Regions from separate parts of the Homo sapiens genome. Here all the other regions are linked to region 3. The links are chromatin loops, found by intact Hi-C in ENCODE. Cell type or tissue: heart left ventricle. All regions are shown on one strand. Region 1 has its middle 44 kb from the start of TRQ-TTG4-1. Region 2 overlaps UTRN (utrophin). Region 3 overlaps UTRN (utrophin).

Region 1 (8,000 bases), 550 kb after region 3:
TTTCTTTATCCTTCACCTTTGGAAGTTTGATTATTAAATGCCTTGAGGTAGTTTTTTGGGGGTTAAGTTGGCTTGGTGTTCTATAACCTTCTTGTACTTAGATGTTAATATCTTCCTCAGGTTTGAAAAGTTGTTATTTTGTTATTTTTCCTTTGAATAATCAAATTTTCCTTTGAATAAACTTTGAATAAACTTTCTACCCCAATCTGTTTCTCTACCTCCTCTTAAAGTTCAATAACTCTTAGATTTTCCCTTTTGAGGCTATGTTCTAGATCCTTTAAGTGTGCTCCATTGTTTCTGATCCTTTTTTCTTTTATCTTCTCTGACTGTGTATTTTTAAATAGTCTTTTTTTAAGCTCACTAATTCTTTCTTCTCATTAATTAATTCTGCTATTAAAGAGTCTAATGCATTCTTCAGCATGCCAATTGCATTTTTCATCTCTAGAATTTCTATTTGATTCTTTTTAATTATTTCAATCTCTTTGTTAAATTTATCTAATAGAATTCTGATTTCCTTCTCTGTGTTATCTTGAATTTCTTTGTGTTTCCTCAAAACATCTATTTTGAATTCTCTATCTGAAAGTTCACATATCTGTTTCTCCAGGATTGGTCCATTGTGCCTTATGTAGTTCATTTGGCGAGGTAGTGTTTTCTTGGAACATCTTGATACTTGTAGTCATTCATCTATGTATGGGTATTGAAGAGTTAGGTATTTATTGTAGTCTTCACAGTCTGGGCTTGTTTGTACCCATCCTTCTTCAGAAGGGTTTACTGATATTTGAAAGGACTTGGGTCTTGTGATCTAAGCTGTATCTGCTTTAGTGGGGACCCCAAGCCTATTAACACTGTGGTTCTTACAGACTCATACAGGTACCACCTTGATGACCTGGGTAAGATTCAGAAGAATCTCTGGATTACCAGGCAGAGGTGCTTGTTCTTTTCCCTTCCTTTTTCCCAAATAAATGGAGTCTCTCTCTCTCTCTCTTCTGAACCACCTGGAACTGTGAGTGGAGTAACACAAGCAGCCCTGTGGCCACCACCCTAGGGGTCAGACGTGAGGCTAGCTCAGCATTGAGGTTTATTTGGGGCCCCAGAGCATTTAGCCTATGGTGATGAGACTTGTGGGAAATCAAGTTCTCGCTGCTGGGATTGGAAATTCTCTTCTGGTTAGGGCTTGTTTAAATGCTCACTCTATGGGCGGGCATCAGTTGAATTTGGTTTGGTTTTTCTTTCTGCTATAATGGGTCAGCATTGAGCTCAGTGCCTCATAATTGCTGTGCTCTCCCTCTCCCCACACGGAGAATTGCTCTCTGCACCATGACACTCGCTGCCGGATGTTGGGGGAGGGGTGACATTACTGATTCAAGTCTGTTTTTCCTACCTCTTCAGTGCCTTTCTCAGTGATATGAAGTTAAAACCAAGTACTATGAGTGCTCACCTGATTTTTGGTTCTTACGAAGTTGTTTTTTTGTGTAGATAGTTGTTAAGTCTGTGTCCTTGTAGTGGGGGACGGTCAGTAAAGCTTTCTATTCCGCCATCTTGCTCCACCCCTCTCCTGAGTCTATCTTTTACATGAAAAGTTTGGTCTACTCTATTTAAGTCTGGCAACAGGAAAAATACCTACAACCTCGTACTTTCTCATGGGATAGGAAAGAAAAGACTGTAGACTCCCAGAAGAATATCATAAACAAGGATATACGGGAAAGATAGCACTTAAGTTTCTGCCATTCCAATGACAAATGAAGGGAGGATCTTGCTTATGTTCATTGATACTTGCATGCTTTGATACCCATGTGCTCAAGACATCATTTGGGAATGAGTATTGGGTAAGTATAAGAGATTCCAGCACTCTGAATCTATCATGACACTTGCTGCTGCTCTCACACCCAAATACTTCTTCTGTTAGATTTTTCTGTAGCTTTCAGATACTCTTAGAAATGTGTGTTAGCTGAGATGTGCCACAATATAGTCATTTCTCATTAACATGGGACGTTTCTTTAAAAAATGGCAGCTGGTCATGTGTCTTGTATGGTTTTAAACTGCTGCTGGTTCACGATGATAAATTCCAAAATAATTTAGTCATTAATTATCTAGCTCTTGTTAACCTCACCAGCCTTACCTTCTGCCTTCAAGTTCCTGAAATTTTCTGAACTTTGAATCTCTGAACACATCAGGCCATGTCATATCTTTGTGCCTTTACACAGGTTTCTTTGTCTGCCAAAAGTACTTTTCCCCCAATTATTATTTGTCTATTTAAAATATGATCTCCTTTAGAAAGTGATTATGCTTCTTACCAATAGTTTTGATTCTTTTGCCTTTCCAGGCATATAAAAGACTGTACTTCTCTACTCCCTTAAACTTAGGTATGGCCATGTGACTTGGCCAATACGGTGTGAGAAGTTCACTGTTCCCTTCTGCTTGGAAACACATAAGAGCCCATGCATGACTCTATATATGTTCTTTTCCCTTGCAGTATCAATTGAAGAGGCCATGTGTTCAAGATGATGGAGCTACCGAGTGGCAAATCTTCCCTCAGCCGTGGACCAGTGTGTCACCATATAGAGAACAGTTACCCAGGTGGGTGACCAGACCACACTATAGTAGAATTTGTATAAGTGAGAGATAAATCTCTGCTCTGTTAAGGCCATAAGAGTTTGGACTGGTTTGTTGCCATAGCACAATCTACCCCATCTTGACTGATAACACATGCCTAACTCCTCCAGGAAGATTTACCTGCTAACTCAGTATTCACACAGCATTTTACTAAATAAACATAAGCATAAACATCTGTTTTGTGAATACCACATTATTATTAAATTTTTTATACATCAGTTTTCATCAGTAGACTGTGACTTCTTCAACAATGAGGGCCATGTTTTATTGAATTCCATGTCCCCCAAATTAAGCACAGTTTCTGGAATATAAATGCTCCATACATATTCATTGGGACTGAAGTTCTAACCATGGCGCTATTGAGAAATTCATTTGATATTTATGTGCTTTTAGCTCTCTCTTGTGAAAGTGTAGATGAGAATGACCAGACTGCCCCCTCAAGGTCAAATAAGTTAATAAGAGTGAGAACACTTTGAAAAGTAAAAGGGTAGAAAACAATACATTATCATTATGAGCTAGGACCAAATTGCTTGGGAAGGCAGCAGAACTGGAAGTTGTCTGCAGGACATATTGGGAGAATGCTTTTGCATTTCTCTTATTTACATGCAATTGTCAATAATTTTCTTTCTTTTTTGGGACACACTTTTTATAATAACTGTAGAAGACAGAGGACAAGAGGGTTGCAATTTTGCAGTCCCGTTGATCCTTTGATGGAATTCTTACTCTTCCTTTCCTGTGCTATCCAATCAGTGGCCTGCAGAAAATGATTCCCCAACCAGGAGTTGGACCCAGCCTATTGTGGAGATGCTACTGATGCCCAGCCCATCTCTCCCTAGTATTCACGTCTCTATGCACACACACAGCTTCTTACTGTGGCACCTCTAACTTTCTGCTTTCTGCTACAGGAGTGTACTCATCCTGTATGAAATTCGGGTCCAAATTTCCTTGGTACTAATATCCCTGGAAGCATCCCTCTGCCAATAATAACATAGATGTCGGTGGGTAAGTACCCCAACTTCCTTGACTTTTAGATAGAAGAACTCTAAGCCATGTTTTCCGAAGAGTCTTAGAGGAGTCAGAGCCCTGGCTGCCCATAGTGGTACCTGCTCATTAACCCATTCATATTGGTTTCTTCCCTATCCTAGTTTTCTTTTCTGACTCCTTTGCCAGTGATTCCTAGAATCACCCTGCAAATAAACTATTTCCACTCAAATCCTTGTCTCTGGCTCTGCCTATGGAGAACCCAATGTAAAATAATCCACTTTCCCCATTGCATTTCTTATATTTTAATATAAAAATATATTAACACATTTTGGGAGGCCAAGACAGGAGGATTTCTTAAGGCCAGGAGTTCAAGACCAGCCTGGCCAATACAGCAATACTTTTTCTCTATTAAAAAAAATAAATACATATATATTTGTTAATAACCATACAATAAATATAATAAACATATAATTCAAAACATTAAGCATAAAACAAATAAAATTAAATAATATAAAATTAAAATTTACTACTGATTGCTGCACAAATGGACATTCCTTGGGTTTATAAAGATTATTTAGTGCAATGTTTTATCAAAAGTACAAATGCTGTTCCAAGTACTATTCACCATAGGAAAATTTTTTCAAAAGCATTCTTCCCCTGCTTCCAATGAGGCCCTGCAGTCATTAGGGAAATCCTTGAGAGGGTGTGGGATGGTGGAGGTTCTGGCTCTGATCTGCAAGAGGGTGCCAATTCTTCACACTTAAGCATGAGATTTATCACAAATGACACAGGCCTTCATCCTGAGCACTGAAGCCTCAGTCTGACTCTTTGTTAGAGTTTCCTTTCAGTCACTGGGAAAGCAAAGTAGAGGACTAGGCCTTTGTCTTCTTCCTTCTTCTGACTTTAAAAGGGCTGATTATCAAGAGAGTCTGCCTTTTATCAGCATTCTGACAGCCGTGGCAGAATTGTTCTTCAAACCTTATTACCTTTTGATTTCTAGCTTCTTCCCCAATATTGTTTTCTACATTTCAGAGAATAAATTAGATACAATTTTCACTGTGGCTTGAATATACACTGTGGATGTCTGAGTTAAAGCTTGCCTGCTTATGAGTAAAGGAGGCCCAAGAGAAATAAGACATCACAGAAATAATTTAGCCCCAGAACCATGGCAAGGAGAGGAAAAAAATGCCACGGAGAGTATATTAGAAATTCAAAATATTGCACTTATTTTAGCAAGTGGAATAAATTTTTTCACATGAAATCTCTCAGATTGTAATAAAGACTAATTATTAATAACAAAGAAGCTTTGAGAGGCACGTTGAGAGGGAAAATATATGCAAATTTGGGCTGAGCATATGTGTGCGTGAGTCCCGGCCATTTCAGCCACTTTCGCAATCAGCACTGATGGCAGAGAGTAATTCACATTGATTGCTAAACAGCTGAAGTGATTGAGTCTCCTGCTGTGCAGCAGTCCAGGCATTTGGGGTGAGAGTGCACTTGCTGTGTACAATGAGCGTTGGCAGCCTTTCAGAAACTCTAGCTAAATTTGAAAATGGGTTTGGGAACAATATCAATTTATGCCAAGCCAATTCAATAATTGGTGGAAAAACTAGAAGGGAGCCTGTTTTGGAAATAGAACATTTCCAAATTAGAGGGTTCACTTTCTCATATCATCCTCATTCTGGGGTTCTTCACCATTTGTGAATTGTTTGTCTTAATGGATGATGCTGCACAATTAGTATAGTCATGGTAAATTGTTACCCAGGCATTTCACATTTCATGTGTCCATTCATTTATTCTGTAACTATTTAGTAAGGACTTACTGTGTTTAAAGGTACTATCTAAAATTTACCTAAATAACATTATTGAGGACATGGACTATCTCATACATAAGATTATGATCAGCAGTGGGCTGAATTGAATAAGCCTGGCAGGATCCATGAAGCTGGGTGTATACCACATGTGCTTGTGTGCTCTCTCTCTCCTTCATATACAAATATACATAAACATACATACACACACAGTTTCAGGATCCTGAGTGTTCAAGATCAACTTGAAAGTAGCAAAACTATAACAGTAGAAAAATACCTTTATGATTTCTGTAAGTTAAGAGACGTAGAGGGGCTAAGCTGATTCTGCCAGTGACATCAATCTGACTTTCAGCAAATAAATTCACCTATCTCCACCTCAATTTCCTAGGAAGGCAAGGGCTTTCTCTGTTAGTTTTACTACTTTATCCTCAGCTCCTAGAATACAGCCCAGCACTGGTAGAGCTCAATAAATATCTCTTGAAAGAAGAAATAAAATAGTTTGATCTCAAATGTCTAGGGTCTGGGCTAGGCCATAAACGAATGGCAAAGATGCGCTGATGGCCTTGGCCTCTGGCATACACTAAAAATAGCTTAGCGACATCCTTGGCCCTTCATCTTAGGCCCTAAAGTTAATCAGAGAGTTAAGCCTCTAGTCACTCCATGATGAGGACTGGTGAGCCCAAGGAAAAGAAGAGGTGGGAGGAGAATCTACCCTGATACTCAGCACAGAATTGGTCTGCATGTAGGGTACAGCAAAATGATTTTGGTGGTGGCAAGGATTATACAGATATGAGTCCGAGCTGTTTGTCAGGGTTTCAGAGAAAAAAAAGAAGTACTGAATCAAAAATCCAATAATATCTTTTCTAATTACTTTGGACAACCTGAAGCGTTAATTTCTCTGTGATTCCATTGCCTCTCGTACGTACCTCTTTTATTGCCAATGGTGTAGTTCATTGTCAGTATGTGCTCGCATATTCCTCACAAGGTTATATGTTCATGGGGACTAAGATGTTCAGCACACAGCAGATGCTCAATAAATGTTTGTTTGAAGGATACACTGCCTTTCCTGGGCATGAACATTCACAAATGCTAAGTTCCTGCTTCACTTCATGAACATTTGAGAAGTTTAGTTTTATATTTCATAACGTTTCTTGCCTATCAGGAAATATTTTAATGCAACTTACTCTACAAAGTGGTGGGAGGGAAGATACTTTCTCATAGCCCTCCTCTGAGGCATGTCTCAATTTCACACCTTCCACAGAAGTAATTAATCACTTCTCCTCTACCTTCTAACAATTGATTCTTTAGGTTATCCACAAAATGCACACCATGACCTTTTGAAAACCTTGATGTAAACTTGCCACAAGGACTCTTTTTCTTTCTTCCTAAAGGGAAATTGGATAGTGTTCTTTCCATTGTGACAATATGTCATTTGCAATAAATAAAATCAGGAGAAGGAAAGAAAACATTGTCTTCGTTACAGAGACCAATTCTGACATAGTCAGGAAGTAGTTATGATAATGGTTCATCAGAAAGTGTCATTGAACAAAATTTTTATGGGCAAGGAAACAAATTTGTAAAGCATTGTTACAACTGTCCATCTGCCAGTCATCACAGAAATAGCCTTTTTGTACAGTACTTAAATTCATTCTAGAATGAGCTTTATTTAAATACATTTAAATATGCTATTTGGCATTGTAAGTAGGGAATGGATCCCCAAGAACAGCCTGTTTGGTAATTTATTTTGCAGTGCACACTGTTGCTAGGTGATAATCAGCTCTAGTGTTACTGGAATATTTGATGCATTAGGTCAAAATTTGATTTTTTATACAGGGATTCTATTTGGTGTGGAAGCTTGGACCTAGGTGAAAAGGCAGAGGCTCTTTGCTTCCTTGCCAAAGGGATAGATCTCCTAACTCTGCCTGGTTTATTTCAGCTCACTGAGGATTCTCTAAATTAATTTTTTACCTAAGTTCTCTGAACTAGTTCAGTTGGGAAGCGCTGACTCCCCCAGTTTCACTGTTGGCATCACTAAAGGCAGCTCAGTAGGAATGCTGGCTTTAGTGGGCAATTACCTCTGCTGACAGAATACAGAGAGTCTTGAATCCTAGGGCTTTGAACTTGACTAAAATAACAATAAATGAATTTTCTTTCAGGCTGGACATGGCCAGGTGACCACTCCTTTACATTGATTAAGTGGAGTATTTTAGACCAAGCATGAATATCTTGTTTTACCTCTTTGTATGAATGGGATTCATCAATTTAGTGTAAACAGCCAAATGTAGAATTAGTCAGCTTAGCTATTTAGAAATCTGATGAGAGGCAGAAGTGAGTTTTCTTCCTCTTGTTTTTGGTTGTTTTTTTTTTTTTTTTTTTTTTTTTGTAAAATTAGTAAAGGGATAGTAATTAAAATATTGGTAAAACATTTGATTTTTTTCAACAAATTTGTATTGAAAGCCTAATATGAGCTAGATTCTGTTCTGGGCTCTTTAAATGCAAAGACCCTGCCCTGGGAGAACTCACGATCTATTGGAGGAAATATCAGCCGAAAAGAAAATATAGTACAGAGTAAGAATTCATTTAGTAGAGTAG
Region 2 (8,000 bases), 190 kb after region 3:
TGGTCCCAGTTTTCGACAACACTTATGGGTGGATAAGCATATTAACACATTTGGTGTTTTCTTCTCTTGGTTCTTTGGATTCCTGAAGAAAAAAACCCCCTCCTCAGCTCTTCCCCTCAAACCTGAGAGGAACAGAAGGGACGCTTCTCCAACTTCTAAACTAAACGAGATTGGTAATGACAATTAAACAACTAAATGACAGTTAGAAAAGGGCTAGATTGTATTGGATTTCAAGTATATGAGGTGCTTTTTTCAGAGCCAACTGACCTTCACTTTTCCTACAGCCTTCTCCCACTGCCCTCCAGCCAAGGCCTCTGGGCCACTCCTGGAGCTCATCAGTTTATTATTAATCTGCTTCTTCCTCTCCCTTCCTTTCAGTTTACTAGAAATACCCTGACCCTTTCTCTGCACTGGCTTGTAACCCTTTTTTCCTCCCAAATACTGTTAAAGATTTACCTCTTTTGGAAACATTTACAAGCTAATCCTACCCGTCTCCACATTTTTTCCCAGTAGTTTATGATTGCCTGTAATAGCAGGTTCTCTCACCTTAGTGACAAGTGCTTGCCTTTGTGTGCTCGAATAATGTTTGGTGGATTGCCCCATCTCCACTGTGAACTACTTTAGGTCATGGCTGTCTCTCATTATGTGCAAATCTCCACCCAGCATAAGGCAGAGGGCAGTGTCATTGTTCATTCATTTGTTGGGCTCCAAGATTGTGCAGGAGATAAAACACTATAAAGAGACTTGATTCTCACACTGAAGGAACTCATATTTCGAGAACGTTGCACATGGACCCAATGCCCTGCTTACAAAAGATTCCTGCTGCCCTCAGAATGGAATGGTCTTTGCCTGGCTCACCTCTCTGTCCACCTCCTTCCCTCTGCTCCACCGGGGCATCACCATTTCATCATCCACTTAGTGATAGAAATGGCAAACTCTGTATTCCATTCCTCCTGCCTAAAAAGCACTTGTCTTAGCTCTTTGTATAGGTTGATGCAAAAATAATTGCAGTTTTTGCCGTTAAAAGTAAGTTAGGGTATTTCATTAAAAGTAATGGCAAAAACCTCAATTACTTTTGCACCAACTTAATCCTTCTGTTCTTCCCTTGGCTGGGACACTCATTCCTGTAGGTCTCAATGTTGTCGATCACCTCTCTTTTAATGAGGTTTTCTATGGCTCCTCATAGAACTGTTCTTTTCCTTACATGACACTTCTGGTGCTTGGTTTAGGCACTAAGGCAGAGTGTCAATGGTAATTTTTAATATTCTGTTTATTAGTTATTGTTTGCTTCTCCATCATGGGATGGATGAGTCTGTGTTCGTCTCTACTTAGGACCTCATACAATTTCTGGCACAGAGCAGGGGTTGCTTAGGACACACTGAGTGAATGATTTGAGTTTGAAGGTTATATAGCAGTACTCCAGAAGATGTGTCCAAGGAGATTTATAGCAGTACTTTTCATAGTAAAACTCATTCAGTTTTGGCATATTTATAAATATAATACAGCAACAAAAATCAATGAGCTAGTAATCAGCATCAACATGATTTAATCTTAGAACTATAAAATTAAATGAAAAAATTAAATGGCAGAAAAAAAATGTGTACCACTCTGTTCCATTTATATGTAGTTCAAACCCATGCAAAACTAATGCTATATACACTTTTAAAAACTGAAAGTGAAATACAAAGGTTAATGGTTACCCCATAATTGTAAGAGGATGTAATTAGGCAGGATTCAAGGAGCTTCCAAGATAGTGGTAACATTCTGTTTTTTTCAGCTGTGTGATGGACTAATGGGTATTTGTTCTATTATTTTCTTTTAGACCACACATATGTATTTTCTGTTTTCCTTTGTATTTTGATTTTGAAACTTTATGTGATAGGTAATAGCAGAAAAGCAAAAGGGAAGTATGTTCCGAGGAGGGGGAGAGTCCTCTCATTATGAAGAAGAAGGCAGGCTTCCTTGATTAGTGGGCATATGAGCCAGGCTATAAAAGGCACCTGGGATTTAGGCATGGGGCAGTTAATTGGGGATAAGAAGGGAAGGAGTTATCTGTGTGAGAATTAAGGTGTAGATGGTGTTCAAGGAACATTAAGTTATAGAGTCTGAATGGAATAGCTTAGCTATTTTGTCCAATATCCAGAAATTTCCTTAAAGTTAATTTAGGTCAATTTGAACGTCATATTTTTCCTGAAATTCCTTTCGGTTTTTTTCCTCAAGTTCTTATTGTGTTGTATTTCATGTTTGGATATTTTTCGTTATAGAATGGGGAGCCATGAGGCATTTTCTGTATTGTGGGAGTTTAGAGATAGGGCCAGAAGTGGAAGTATGCTTTAGGGAATATCTAAGAAAGACCAAAGGGCAGAGAACAGAGAATGGGTAAATAGTTCAGGTGAAGGATGATCAAAGCTGAGCTGGCTGGGAGTTGTAGGAGGGGAGATCAGGGTCTGGATTTTTAAGGCTGCCTGAGGAAGAACTGATGACTCGGGGTATTGGGTAGTTGGTAAATTGTGGCAGGTAGAAGAAGGAAGGATGTTAGGATATTTCACGGTTTGCAGACTGGATTTCATCATGACAAGAAGGCCAGGCCTTTATGGGGAGAGGTTCCTGAAAGAGAATTATATAGCTCTTGTAGGGATCAGAGCAATGGGACATGGGTCAAGTGTTGAGGCAGGAGATCAGCAGGAGAAAAGAGAATCTGGAGCCATCCAAAGAGAAGCAATAATAGAAGTAAGAGGAGTGAGTGAGGGCCTCAGGCTCACAGAATGAAATGCCAGATGTGAAACCTTGAGCTCTGCCTATATTTCTGGGGAAGAGAAGATAGGGGAAATGCTAATAATAATAATAATAATAATAATAAAATAAAAAAATAAAGAATGGCCACATAGCTTGACACCTGGAGAAGTGTCACTGAAGCCCAAGATTGGATGCTTAACAGTGTTCATTGTTTTGCAGAACAGGAGAATGATGATGCATTTCTATTCCATCCCCTGTGCCTTGTATGTGGGATTAAAGAAAAAGTCAGAAAGTTGGATAGAAAATGATTATGCTGTTTGTTTCATTTACCACATGACTGAGCTGTCATTTGTCTCCCTTTGAAATGAGAAAATCTTAATCATAATTTTCTGTGATTTAAATGTAGTCAGTTCTTTAAAGGTACCTAAATGTGACACACTTCAGGAAGATTTACGCTTGACTTAGGCACTAAGACAAAGTGTCAGAGTAAATCACTAAAAATTGAAGACATGATAGTCTGTGGGATGTGGCAAATTAGTGTCACAGCTACAGAGTGTATAACCAGGGAGACTTCAGAAAGAAATGCAAGGACAGCCTGATGCAGGAAATGGGCTTTTTGGAATTTGGTCTGTTGTCACCTGATGCCATGTGGGGATCCAATAGCAGTGCTGTGTTACTGGCATAATTAATGTTGGAATTCAGAAAACTTACAGCCTTTTGGCCATATTTGAATATGTTCCTTGGTGTCTGTGGGGAGCTGTAGTTCCCTAGCTACTGCCCTTTATTAAACACTTTCCTTTGTCAGGCACTTTGCTTCTGCCCTCTAGAGGTTTACAATTGAAAACTGTGTACAGTTGACCCTTGACACCCAAAACTTAACATGTTAACAGTCAATTAACACATATTTGATATGCTATGTAATATATACTCTTATTCTACAACAAAGTAAGCTAGAGAAAAGAAAATTTTAAGAAAATAGTAAAAGACAAAATATATTTAATATTCACTAATTGGAAGTGATCATCATAAAGGGTCTTCATCCTTGTTGACTTCATGTTGATTAATCTGAGGGGGAGGAAGAAGAGGAGCAGTTGGTGTTGCTGTCTCAGGGGTAACAGAGGCAGAAAGGGTAGAGGAGAAAAGAGAGGCAGGCACGTTCAGTGCTTAACTTTAATTGAAAAAACTCCACGTGTAGGTGGACCCTCACAGTTCAAACTGGCGCTGTTCAAGCGTCAACTGTACAGGGCAAAGAAATGAGGTAAGAATTACAGTGAAAATTCCAGATGGTTCTTAGTTTTTTTCTGACACCTTCTCTAACTCATATGAAGCTTATTTGACTTATTTTTGTTATTAGCTTAAGTTTACCAATGATACATTTGGCATCTGAAGGAAATGGATTGGTTCGTTATCCAGACTTGTATGTTTTATGTTTATCTCTTTAAAAAAAAAAAAAGTCTTCCCTGTTGAGTTGTTTTTGAAATCATTTTACTCTGTATGGGTTTAAAGCAGTTCTTTTAATTTGTAGATAACTTAAAAAATAAATAATTCTGTGTTACTCAGACAGCTAGCATGGACACATTTCATACATGTCTTTAAAAATTCAAAATTATTAGTTATTCAGTGGTTACAAATGGATAAATACAAAGGAAGCTATTTGTTCATTTTAGTTAACTGTCAAAATATGTCATATTTTTTGAGAGAACAGTTTTTGCATCAGGCGAAGAGAAAGAAGTTGGTTTTATATGTATATAACCTTATTTTTTCTCTTTGCCTCTTATTTTTCATGCTAAAAGTTAAATATATAACATATGTGTATATATAACCAACTATTTTCTCTTTGCCTCTTATTTTTTTAATGCCAAAAAGTTAAAAAATAAGAAAAAATAAGATTAGAGTTCTTCTAGTCTAATTTTTTTATGCTAAAAGGTTAAATACAGAGACAGAGAAAGAATTTTATAAAAACTGATGTCTATGAGCAGACCTTAAATTAATGTGGACTCTAATTTTCCTTACTCAGATGTTTAGATTTAGAAGAGTCATCTCCACACTCAATAAATGTATAGATAGATACATGGTAGTTTGATAATCTGCTTTGTCTCTTTGTTTTCAGTTAGTGAATGAAAGACTTAAAATTGATTAAATTAAAAAAAAATTTGTCGTTTTCATCTAAACTCCTCCTTCGGGCCTTTGCGGGCCTCCCCTTGGGCAGTGTGTGCCTGGACCATGCATTTCTCCTGTCTGTTTCACTGCCGGCAAACACCACTCGTGTGTAAGTCACGCATCACCCACACTGCAGTCCACCATTCCTTAGAGCCTCTGGGCTTGAGTGAATTCTTGCCTTTTCTCAAGTACTTCTCTAAACCTGGAATTCTTTCCTCACTTCATGTGGATCTCTTGTATTTTATCCATTTTTCAAAGCCCATTTCAAATCGCACCTCTCCAGGGAGCCTTTTCCAGTTGTCTTTCCTCTCCTAGAAGTAGTAGCTCTAGCAGAAATTTGCGTATTCCTCTCATAGGGCATGTTTACTCCTCCTTTTAGTAAAGCCATCAGTATGTCTTTGAGAGCAGGGGCTCTGCCTTCACCTCCTGTGCACACCCTCCTGGCTCTAGCCCCAGCCATGCCTACCATAGATGTTGTACACATGAAGAGTAAGGATGGGAACAAATTTGTGAAGACCAATGGATGTGGGGGCTGTCTAGTACTTCTTCTTAGCTACAGGTCACCTCTGTGTCTAGAGTACTGACTGCTCTAGTACTTCTTCTTAGCTACAGGTCACCTCTGTGTCAGAGCATCATCGGAAGTAAACCAGGTTAGGGCCAGTTTGTGACAATCTTATAGATCGGGCTTGATTCAGCAGGCAGTGGAGAGCTGTTATTTTTCTATAAAACCTGTTTTTTAATATGGAGCATCTTCAGTAAATTTTGTATGTAATGATGTACATGATAAAAGACTGTTTAAGAACAATTAGTTTGGCTGTGATACAAAGAATGAAGAGAGCAGTGCACAGGCTGCTTGCAGGAGTTAAGATGAGGAGAGCAGTGTAATATTTGAGATGCGCTGCCATTTGGAGTAGATTGAGAGATTTATGCCTTGCTACATTTAAAAGCAAAAAGAGCCTGGCAAAGGGAAAGCCAGAAAAAGAAAGTAGGAATAATTAATATTCCAAAGAGCAAAAAATGAGATAAGATTGGGAAGCAACAGAGTTCAGATTCAAAAGTATGAAAGTGTGGTAAAATGTAAGAATAGAAATGTGTTTGTTTCTTTAAAAGCTGAAATTTAGCTAAAAAGGATAGATTCTTAAATTGAAGAATCAAGCTAAATACTTGAGACTAGAAATGCCTTTGTTGTGATGTTGTTATGTAATGTAATGTAATGTAATGACTGTAAACATTCCTTCTTCTCTCCTGGTTAGTGGATCTCTTAGAGTTGAGTACAACAAATGAAATTTTCAAACAGCACAAGTTGAACCAAAATGACCAGCTCCTCAGTGTTCCAGATGTCATCAACTGTCTGACAACAACTTATGATGGACTTGAGCAAATGCATAAGGACCTGGTCAACGTTCCACTCTGTGTTGATATGTGTCTCAATTGGTTGCTCAATGTCTATGACACGTAAGTTTATATTTTTTCTCATTAAAATACGATCACTGAATGAAATATGTTAATAGAAAATGTCTGATTTTTAAGTGAATTTTTTAATAAGTGCTTTCAAATTACTTTCCCAGTGGAAATATTTATGTTTGTTGTTGAAACTGAATGATTTTACAAATCATTGAGCTTCTTAACAAACAATAGAACAGAAAAGAATGTACATCTTTCATTTTAAAATGTTGCTTCAATTTACAAAGACTGTCAAATTTATAGTATTCTTTGCCAAAATGCTAGGGGAAACAATATAGCTAAGTCCTACTTTCTTCTTGTTTCATAATGTCTCACAGTATTTCTTTTTTCAAAATAAAAAATCTTCTGTTTATTGTTATGAATTACAGTAATTTATTAGCTCATAATAATCTGCTCTACAATCTTTGTAATCCAACTGAAGAGTGATTTGAATGGCCATGAACGAGGTAGTCTTTTAATATTTGCTTTATTTGCATAGTGGTTATGTGTGTGTGTATATATATATAATATATATATATATGGTGTTTTAAATAATTTATGCTACAGGACACTTTAATATCTGTCATTTAATTAGGTACTCACTGTTCATAAAGCACACTCTCAACTCCCAGCATAACTCATTTGCCATTAATTTGGCCCTTTTGAATACGACAGTACATTTGTGAAATAGTCAGTTCTAGAAAGACCTGCTGTGGGCTGACATTTCTGAAACATTAGGAATTACTCATTGTTCTGGTGGGAGGTTAAAGTATGCAAAGATGAAATAAGAAAACTAGAACTGGGCTGGGCACGGTGGCTCCCGCCTGTAATCCCAGCACTTTGGGTGGCCGAGGTGGGTGGATCACCTGAGGTTAGGAGTTCGAGACCAGCCTGACCAACGTGGTGAAACCCTGTCTCTACTAAAAATACAAAAATTAGCCAGGCATCGTGGCAGGTGCCTGTAATCTCAGCTACTTGGGAGGCTGAGGCAGGAGAATCTCTTGAACTCAGGAGGCAAAGGTTGCAGTGAGCTGAGATCGTGCCACTCCACTCCAGTCTGGGTGACAGTGCAAGACTCTGTCTCAAAAAAAAAAAAAGAAAAGAAAACTAGAACTGTTGTTTTGCCTCTCATGCCCAAAAAGTTATTATCTATTAATTAGCTACATGAAAACTTCTATTTACCAACCTTTGATTTAGAGATAAATAAGATAGATGATCATTCATAAATGCACACATTCAGGAGCTGATTGGTTCTGTATAGGAAGTAAATAATGATGACAGTAGCTTTAGCAATGAGCTGACTAAAAATCTGGATTTTTTTTCTATTCCTTTTAGTTTACATGTAATAACTGTACATATTTATGAGGTACACAGTGATATTTCAATACATGTATACAGTTTGTAAAGATCAAATCAGGGAAGTTAAAATATCCATCACCTGAAATATTTATTACTTCTTTATGTTGGAAACATTCAGAATCCTCTGTTCTATCTTTTGAACCTGTGAAATAAATTATTGTTTACTATATTCACCCTACAGTGCTATAGAACACTAGAACTTATTCCCCCTACCTATATGTACTTTTGTACCAATTAATGAAACTTTCCCTGTCCTCCTCTCTCGATTTTTTTTAATTAGAGAAGTATTTTATCTTTTAGTG
Region 3 (8,000 bases):
GTACGACCATCACCACAATCAAGTTAGAACATTTTCATTACCTCAGAAAGAAACCCCTTCCCTTTACTAGCAATTTCCCATTCCTCCCCGCCAATTCCCTCCCCTCTGAACAATCACTAATCTATTTCTATCTATTTGCCAAATACCTTAACATTTTATACTCTATCCTTTGAATATGTTCTCCACTTTTGGCTTTACACAGATATGGTGACATTGTTAGCCTCACCAGAGGGAGGCAGTGTAGATTCTCAGTATGGACCTGCAGGGAAAAAAGATACAGGCAGAAGTCCACAGAACACTGCCTGATGAACACAGTTCTATAAGACCCAATAAAGTCGGCAAAGCACTGCTTGATAAACACCGTTCTGTAAGACACAATATAGGACTTTAAATCGTTGTAACATGAAGGACTAAGAAAGGCAAATGAAGTAAAGGAGGAAAAACAAATACTTGAAAATACTGCATTTCTTTTAAAGAATCATGACAACATTAGACAGAGGTGAAATTGCAGCATTAGCCCGGTTACCAGTTTGAGCAGGACACTGATAATGAGCAACATCTGGGTTCTATTTCTGGCTGTGCTCTTTGACCCAGTCATTTAATCATCCAGGGTTATTTTGCACATCTCCTGATAGTACTTTACCCCAGTTGATATTTGCAATGATGTTCAGGCTGCAGTAGAGAATATGTCTCAAGTGTGTGTATATATATACACATAGAACCCCAAAATTATGTACTGGATTTTTATATGATATAATTATGGCCTCATATTTCCTATTCATAAAATTAAAACAGCTTTATGGCAAATACAATGAGATCATGAAGATGCTGTCTAAGGGGAAATGTGGCAATTTGGAATGTTCAGTAGTCAATTACAGACTTTTAATTTTTTATTCACTTAGCTGTTTAATTAGACAAATCCTAACCTATTCCATTTCTAATGGCTTTCCTTCTAGGCAGGCAGATGAGAATCCACTGGATCGCTCTGCTTTTAGGGTGTCTTAGTCATATAACCCCTGCAAGTATTTTTTGTTTTGCTTTATTTTTGTTGTTTTGTTTTGTTTTAGGTGATTTTGGGCTGAGATCTGTCTGGGGGTGATTTTTTAGCACTTAATGTATGGGCTGTTGTCATCAGAGTCAGGTGTACCCTTCTGCTCTTCTCAAGATTTATAACAGGGTCTCCTGTTCACTAATTCACAGAGCACAGCTAGAGCTGCATTTATTGGGTAGTGAACATATCCCTCTTTAGAGACGGTGAATGCTCTGTTCTCTCTTAATAGAAACCAGCTACAGGGCATGCACCGTGGTGGTGGCAGTGATATGTTGAATCCCTGTTCCCAGGGGATGTCCGCTTTCTATCTGCAGCTTTAATGTTTCACTTAATATCCTCTTTGGCTACTGAGCGCACTCCTCTCCCGCAGCCGGCAGCGCTTGGCTGCTCGACAACTTCCTTCATTTCTGGCCATGCCGGGCTGAGCAAGTGCTGCCTGTGAGCATCTGCTGGGGGGCTTTCTCTGTGGCGTTTGTCTGTGTTTTTTAAATTGAGAAGTTGAAGGAATACCAGCCTCCTTTTTCCTAGAACCTAACCCCCTGTATCTTTCAAATGCTTTCCTGGAAACGAGCATGCTCAGAGAACTGACAAATCATTGTCCAGTGACCGGGAGGAAATGATCGTTGCTCTTCATTTATAATGCAAATTCTGAGGTGTCTCCAGAAGTGTGGTAAACTTAAAATGATGGCTGTGGTGAGAACGTCTCTGCAGAAAGTTGTGGTTTTGTTGCATCGCTTACAAAGGATGGCAGTTTCTTCTCCTCGGTATCAGAAGCTCTGTAAGGTAACTGAGTGATTGAAAATAAGGATCTCGGGTGTCTGACAGTTCTACTGTTTCTCAGGCTCTAAAAACTAATCTTTCAGGTTCTTATCAAGGAAAGATTCCCTTTCTTAGTAACTGATTGTGAAAGCTGTTAAAGTGAATTGCATAATTACATTTTGTTTAAAAATCTAAAACAGGTTTTAGTTTTAGTACATAGTTTCTTTTGCAATTGACACAATCTTGTCTTCTGAGATGGGCTAGTGAAATGTTTGGAGAAAATATGATGCAAAACTACTACATTCATTAAGACCTGTTACCTCTCTGGTACTTTGCAGTATCTTAATAGTGAATGGCACATTAATCTTATGTAAATTTTAGTAAAATTAAAAGAAGAGTGCCAAATAATCTTTCAGTAGATTTTTAAAAAATGTTCCATTGTTTTATAGCTAATTGCTTTTTCAATTAAAACAATTAAAAGACATTTTAAAAAAATGATCAGACTGAATTTCATCATAAAACATCCCCTATATTCTTAAATCTCCATATATTATAGTTACACTTGAAGAATTTAATTTCACTTGGATGGATGAATTAAGTAGACTTACTGGAGACAACTTGTTTGACAGTTGCAAATTTCTAATACTACGTCATCCCGAACATAAACCATTCAATCAGCTGCTGTATTTTTTTAAGTCAGCTGTTATATGTTTGATCATAGTTTTGTTTTATTCAAACTATGTTGATACTATGTCATTACTTTTGTCAAAATTAGAGTGTTTTGATATAAAAGGAGAGAGTTATAATAGCAATTTTTACACTACCGCAGTACTATATTCCTCCTTCCTATCATATTTTTAGTACCGTTCTCAAGAATGTATCTTGTTGCTCTGTTAGCTGCCCAAACTCATTTGTGATCAAAACAACTGCCTCTAAGAAAATATTATTTTTCTGATGATATACAGTATGGCATGTCCAGGCATCTAGATGATGCTTATATGGCAGCAGATTGAGGTGGGAAGCAGTATTCCATTAACTTTATTATATCACACTGTAATTTCTTACAATTTGGCCAATTAGATATATTGCTGTCTGGAAACTTTTTTTTTTTCCGGAAGTTTTGGGAGACAGATTCAGGTAGTGGGGTATTCTTTTCAGAAATACTTACAAGAGTTTTATTTGCATAAGAAGTTAATTAAAACTTAATGGAGCTTAATTAATTCAGTTACAAAGATTTGTAAACCTAGTTATTTCAATGTGTTGTGTTTTGCTCTACTTCAGTGGATAAGTTTATTCTGGTAAAACATTTATGTTTTTCATGAAAAGGCAATTTTGATAATAGATAAGAAAAGCTCATTCACTAATTCATGCTATTTAATTTTTTTAACTACCAGTATGAATGTATAAAGCTTTCTTTTTTTTAAGAGCAGGGTCATTTTCCTGATCCGTTTGTGTGTGTACTTTCACAAAACCAAATATTTTTCTAAAGTCGAAGGTATTAAGTTAGTGCAAAAGATGAAACAGCAGAAGTCAAGTATTGGAGAAAGTTGCTAATTAGTTTGCTAATTCTACCGCAAATAGGCACAAGTTAAGTCACTGAAGTCATTGGATAAATTACCATCAGAAGTGCTTTTTGGGAAGACTTCTTGATTTATAATTTCCTAAAGATACCATGAAAATTTAAATGTTTAGAATAAATGTTACTTATTTCATTTAGAGAATTAAAATTTACATTATTTGCTGTTGAAATACTATCTTCCACGTATTCTTTCCCATATGCAAAATTAACAACTGCCTGATTAACGCAATGAGAAATGTACAATTCCAGTACATTGCAGCAGGTGTCAGTATAAGGCAGTGACATAGGAGATTTTGCCTAAAGAACTGGAAATCCAGATTAGGAAGCGGCACAATTACTATGAAATAAATAAACTAGTAACAGATAAATTTTATTTGTGTGGTTATATTTTGAAAACTGATCTAAGTTATTGAGCTATATTAATGTAATGAAATGAAAATTTAGTTGTAGACTTAAATATTAACAGTTGCCATCTCAAATATTGATAGAGGTAGCTATACCAACCAAAAATACTTAATTGTATTTTAATTATCAATAGTCCATGTGTCATACCTAAAAGTTTAAATGGGTTTGACATTTATTTGCTTTAAGACACTGTAAATTCCCTTCCCATTAAATTGTAAATGCTGTCTTGACTTTCTCCTTATTCCTCCCACATTCTCTAAATTTAGTTTCTTAGAAAAAAATGCTTTAAGTTTGTGTATCTCCATAAAAATACAGAAACAGTCTATTGTAAATACATGTAGAGACCAAAATGAATGAGAATAAAATGTGGCATAATCTGAGGGAAATTTGACTATTTAAAATTCATATTGGCATTTTGAAATTCAGTGTCTGAATATTTTTATCTTCTTTTAAATTCCTCTTGAGGATCATTCTTTTTATGTATTATTTGTTTAGTCTTTTGTTAGACTTTTCCCTCTGTGGCAGCTCGTCTTTTCTGCTTATTTTCATACTTCTCTTGTTTGTCAGAAGATAGTGTGTGTGTTACACGAGTAGATACTTGTGTAGAATATTCTCATTTTGTGGGTTTTCTTGTATGTTTCAAAGAGAAGGGAGGAATGAAAAAAGGCATGTCACAGCTCTCAGAGTTAAAATATACTCCCCTCCCACAATCTATTTACACATTCACGTGTATTTTTTGCCTTTAAAAATATTTCTTCTCGGTTATACATCCAATAAAATTTGAGCAGGAAGCAAAAACGTAAGTGCTGCTTACTTGGAGATATAATTAGCAGCATTGAAATTGCCCTGATGACCTAAAATCACCCTACACTGGATGCTAATTTTCTCAGATATGGTTTTGTTTGCTTAGTTTCTTTAAAATTTTCATGCCTATAAAATAATTTTTCTTTTAGTAGAGCACAGTAGAAAAAAAGCTGATGTAAATGATTTGAAAAATAATATTGAATTTAATTTGTTTTTATTGTTACGTGATTACTTTGGGGTGTTTTATATCATGAAGTCTTTAGATTAGAACTGGGTTATTTGTGTTAATGTTAAATCAGAAGAGATTTTTGTAAGTCCTCCTTATTTTTTTCTTAGTGCCAATTTCTGTAAAATATTTAGCAATTGAGGGCATGGTAAAAAGCAGTTTCCTGTAAAGTAGATTGGGATATGAACATTATAGAAAAATGAGAAAAATTTAAAAATATTTAGTGCTGTAAATTGACTCCTTCGTGACTCAAGCATTTTAGAAAATGTTGATTTAAGTGATATAACTTCTATTTGCTTGAATGTATATGTAAATCATTTTAGTTTAAGTGGTTTTAGTCACCCCCCAAACTATTCTGATCATATTTCTTCAGCAAAAATCTTTTAAACATCTAGCTGTATATAGATGTGTATTCATTTAAAAATTATACATATATGCCATGGTGAAATCATGTATTAAATATTAGTAGTGTATAATTTTGTTCTTACTTTCTACTGTTGCCTTTTTGTACCACAGTTGATTCTTTTTCTCTATGTGGTATACACAACACGATTTTGGTGACTAGTCATTTACATACAGAGTGAAACTATGGCTATTCTTAGCCTGGCCTTCTAGGGGGCTTGAGCTTTCAGTGTGGTGCTGATCTCAAAGTCTTCCCCGGAATACTGTGTCTTCTGTGGTATTAAAGCAACTACTTCTGAATATTCTGTGAAAAATAGAAGAGACCAGAAGATTCCACCTGGGAAGTCACGATTGACCAGTGATGTCTACAAAAGGCTTGCTTTGTGGCTGTGTGTGTGTGTTTTCATGTGTGGACGTGGACAACACAGAACTATGTAGTTGCTTGTAGTGCTAATGAGTAAATAGATAATGAACATGAAGGCACATTAATCTCTCAGCAGGTTTTTATGTTCACTGATGAAGTAAGGTCACATATTATTTTTCATCTACATGTACAGCTCCCTGTATTTAGAGGTAGTTAAGGTTGAGTATGTGGTTTTTTAGAAGACACTGAATGGAGTGGTGTATTTTCGACCGGTTGAATTTTGTATTTTTTACTCTCAAACATTTCCCCACCTTTTTTTCACAGGAGAACCCTGCTCTCCTTGGACAATTAAATCCTGAAGTGATCCAGGGCAATGGAGATTTACTTTAACATGATCTGATTGTTGAGATGTGTGTATTTTAAGGTCAACTCTTGGATTCCCTCAGTTTCTCTCAATAACCAACTCATACATAGATTGTTTGAACCATGGAGCTCAGAGTCATGACCCTCTAGTCTGCAAGTTAGAATTCCCACTTGATCATATGAGTTGTCTCTTCTTGGCTTCATGAGAAAGTCTTGGTTAGATTAGTACAGAAACTGTGTGAAGGTTGAGGTTTAATGGAGAAAAATGGCGTATGTAGATGGGTTTGCCTCCATCTAACCCTCTCTATGGATGCTGTAGGTGTGTTTCCTGGGAGCTGTATGGATACCCACACAGACTACTTTCTCTACTCTGCGTTTGTTTCTGCACTTCCTAGTCAGGTCAAGATTACAGACAAAAGTGAGACGGGATCAAGGAGAAAACACCTGCACCCCTGCCTGCCACTATCAGACATGATTCCTGTGGCTTCCAAGAGCACAAGTGCCATTTTAGAAAGCTCTTGGACCTCTGTTTTGCTGTAGTTCCCCAAGTTGATATGTGTTGTCAAAATTATGTTTTTAAAAAGTTATCCAATTAACTAACATTTTCTTAATCAGAAAACTCATGCTATCAATGACTTGGATAAAGTCAATATAATTAGCTAAAAACAGTATAATTAGATCTGATGCAATGCTTTGTCACTCACTTAAAGAATAACTAATACATTCTATAAGGTAGCATTTTAAAATTCTTTTATAGCCAAGATATCATTATCATTGGTGTATGTCTAGAAGTGTAATACTAGTACAAATCCGGAACAAATAGAAGGTCCTTCTGAGATGGAGTTGAAGTAGTATTAAGGATACGGATAAAAGGTCTCTTTTATTTGTAGAGTATTATTTGATAATTGTAACTTAAAGGGTTGATGATTTGTGTTTTCCTAGAGGCAAAGTTTATTAAATTTCAAGTGGAAATTTCCTAGCTGTAGGTACTGCTAGATTTTAAATGTGCAGACATAGCTCCTTCCTCTTACTCTTAACTGTGATCACTACCAACTTCTCTTAGTATATTTGGTAGTTTATTTTTAGTTCTCTAAAATAAGTAATTAGTAGAGTTCCTACCATAGAGATAAAAGAATGTAGAAAATGTTATGCCTTGGTAGCTTTCTCAGTTTCACAAAGCTTATTCATTTCTGGGCGAGGTAAATGAGTCCAAATAATTGAAATTGGAAAGGATGTGAAGTGCATCAGAGGGTTGCTTTTCATTTTTCATCTTCTAGTTTGTTCAGTTCTGTGGAACTCTAAAAAGATTAATTTATAACAAAGCTCACTTATAAAAGCAGACAGTGCCTTTTAGTGCTTAATAAATAATAGGCTTATGTGAAAGTATGGCTTCATAAAGTTAAGCAAGAATTTTGGAAAAACATCAAATGGAAGAAGATGTTGAACTGTTTGCACAATAGACAACTATTTTGTTTTTATTTTAACAGAATTGAGAGAAAAATGGCTGACTACAACAATAGAATAACTGTTAGCTGTTATGATGGGAAAATATCTTGATACTGCTAGTACAGTTTCCTTACATTTTTAGTATTTTAGAGTTTACAATGTGTTTTCTCATATATTACATCATTAATAAATGTAATATTAACAATATTATATTATCTTGTGTCCTTAAGAGATAGATAGGAAAGAAATTTGTTTTGCAAGTCAGCAAGTGAAGGAACATGCCAGTAGTTAGTTGCTCAGCTAGTATGCGGTGCAGCTTGTGTTCAACATAGATTTTCTGCTTCAATAGCCAGTGTCTCTCTACCTGTAATTTTAGATAGAGAATTTTTGGAATTATATTGGGATAAAATGGGTCACTCAGTATAGAAGATATAGAAAGAGAGATTACATTAACTAAGTAATAGATATTGTTTTGTTCTGAATTATTTCCATATGCATTTCCTTGTCTAAAGAAATTTCACCTGCAGTCTCCTTTAAAACATGAGCTGGAGCATGAGAACATTCCATGTTCCTTTAAAACATGGAATTCTGGAGAATGAGG

The links. A loop is a pair of places that touch in the nucleus more often than their neighbours do. Peaks named below come from ENCODE experiments on the same cell type or tissue, not always from the same donor. Only the 100,000 strongest peaks of a DNase experiment are listed, where the experiment ranks them.
Region 1: it touches region 3 in a loop (4-fold over the local background); 12 of 110 quality-filtered maps call a loop at or near these places.
Region 2: a loop joins it to region 3, with 2.2 times the contacts of the local background. A loop is called at or near these places in 15 of 110 quality-filtered maps.

What each region holds. Positions count from the first base shown.
Region 1 is chr6:145,134,592-145,142,591 of GRCh38, forward strand. No RefSeq gene overlaps it. Among named protein-coding and RNA genes, the nearest start is that of TRQ-TTG4-1, 44 kb to the right of the region's middle. RefSeq lists an enhancer at 1,087-2,286. In heart left ventricle, a CTCF peak has its summit at 3,098 (motif pointing left); no DNase peak of the experiment used is centred here.
Region 2 is chr6:144,775,773-144,783,772 of GRCh38, forward strand. It overlaps UTRN (utrophin), which reads left to right. Exons shown (of 75, transcript NM_007124.3): 61 at 6,150-6,351. Among named protein-coding and RNA genes, the nearest start is that of SNORA98, 370 kb to the left of the region's middle. In heart left ventricle, a CTCF peak has its summit at 3,562 (motif pointing left); no DNase peak of the experiment used is centred here.
Region 3 is chr6:144,581,767-144,589,766 of GRCh38, forward strand. The region is part of intron 51 of UTRN (utrophin); the gene reads left to right. Among named protein-coding and RNA genes, the nearest start is that of SNORA98, 180 kb to the left of the region's middle. In heart left ventricle, CTCF peaks have their summits at 237 (motif pointing right) and 3,636; a DNase peak (open chromatin) is centred at 1,425; H3K4me3 peaks cover 465 bases.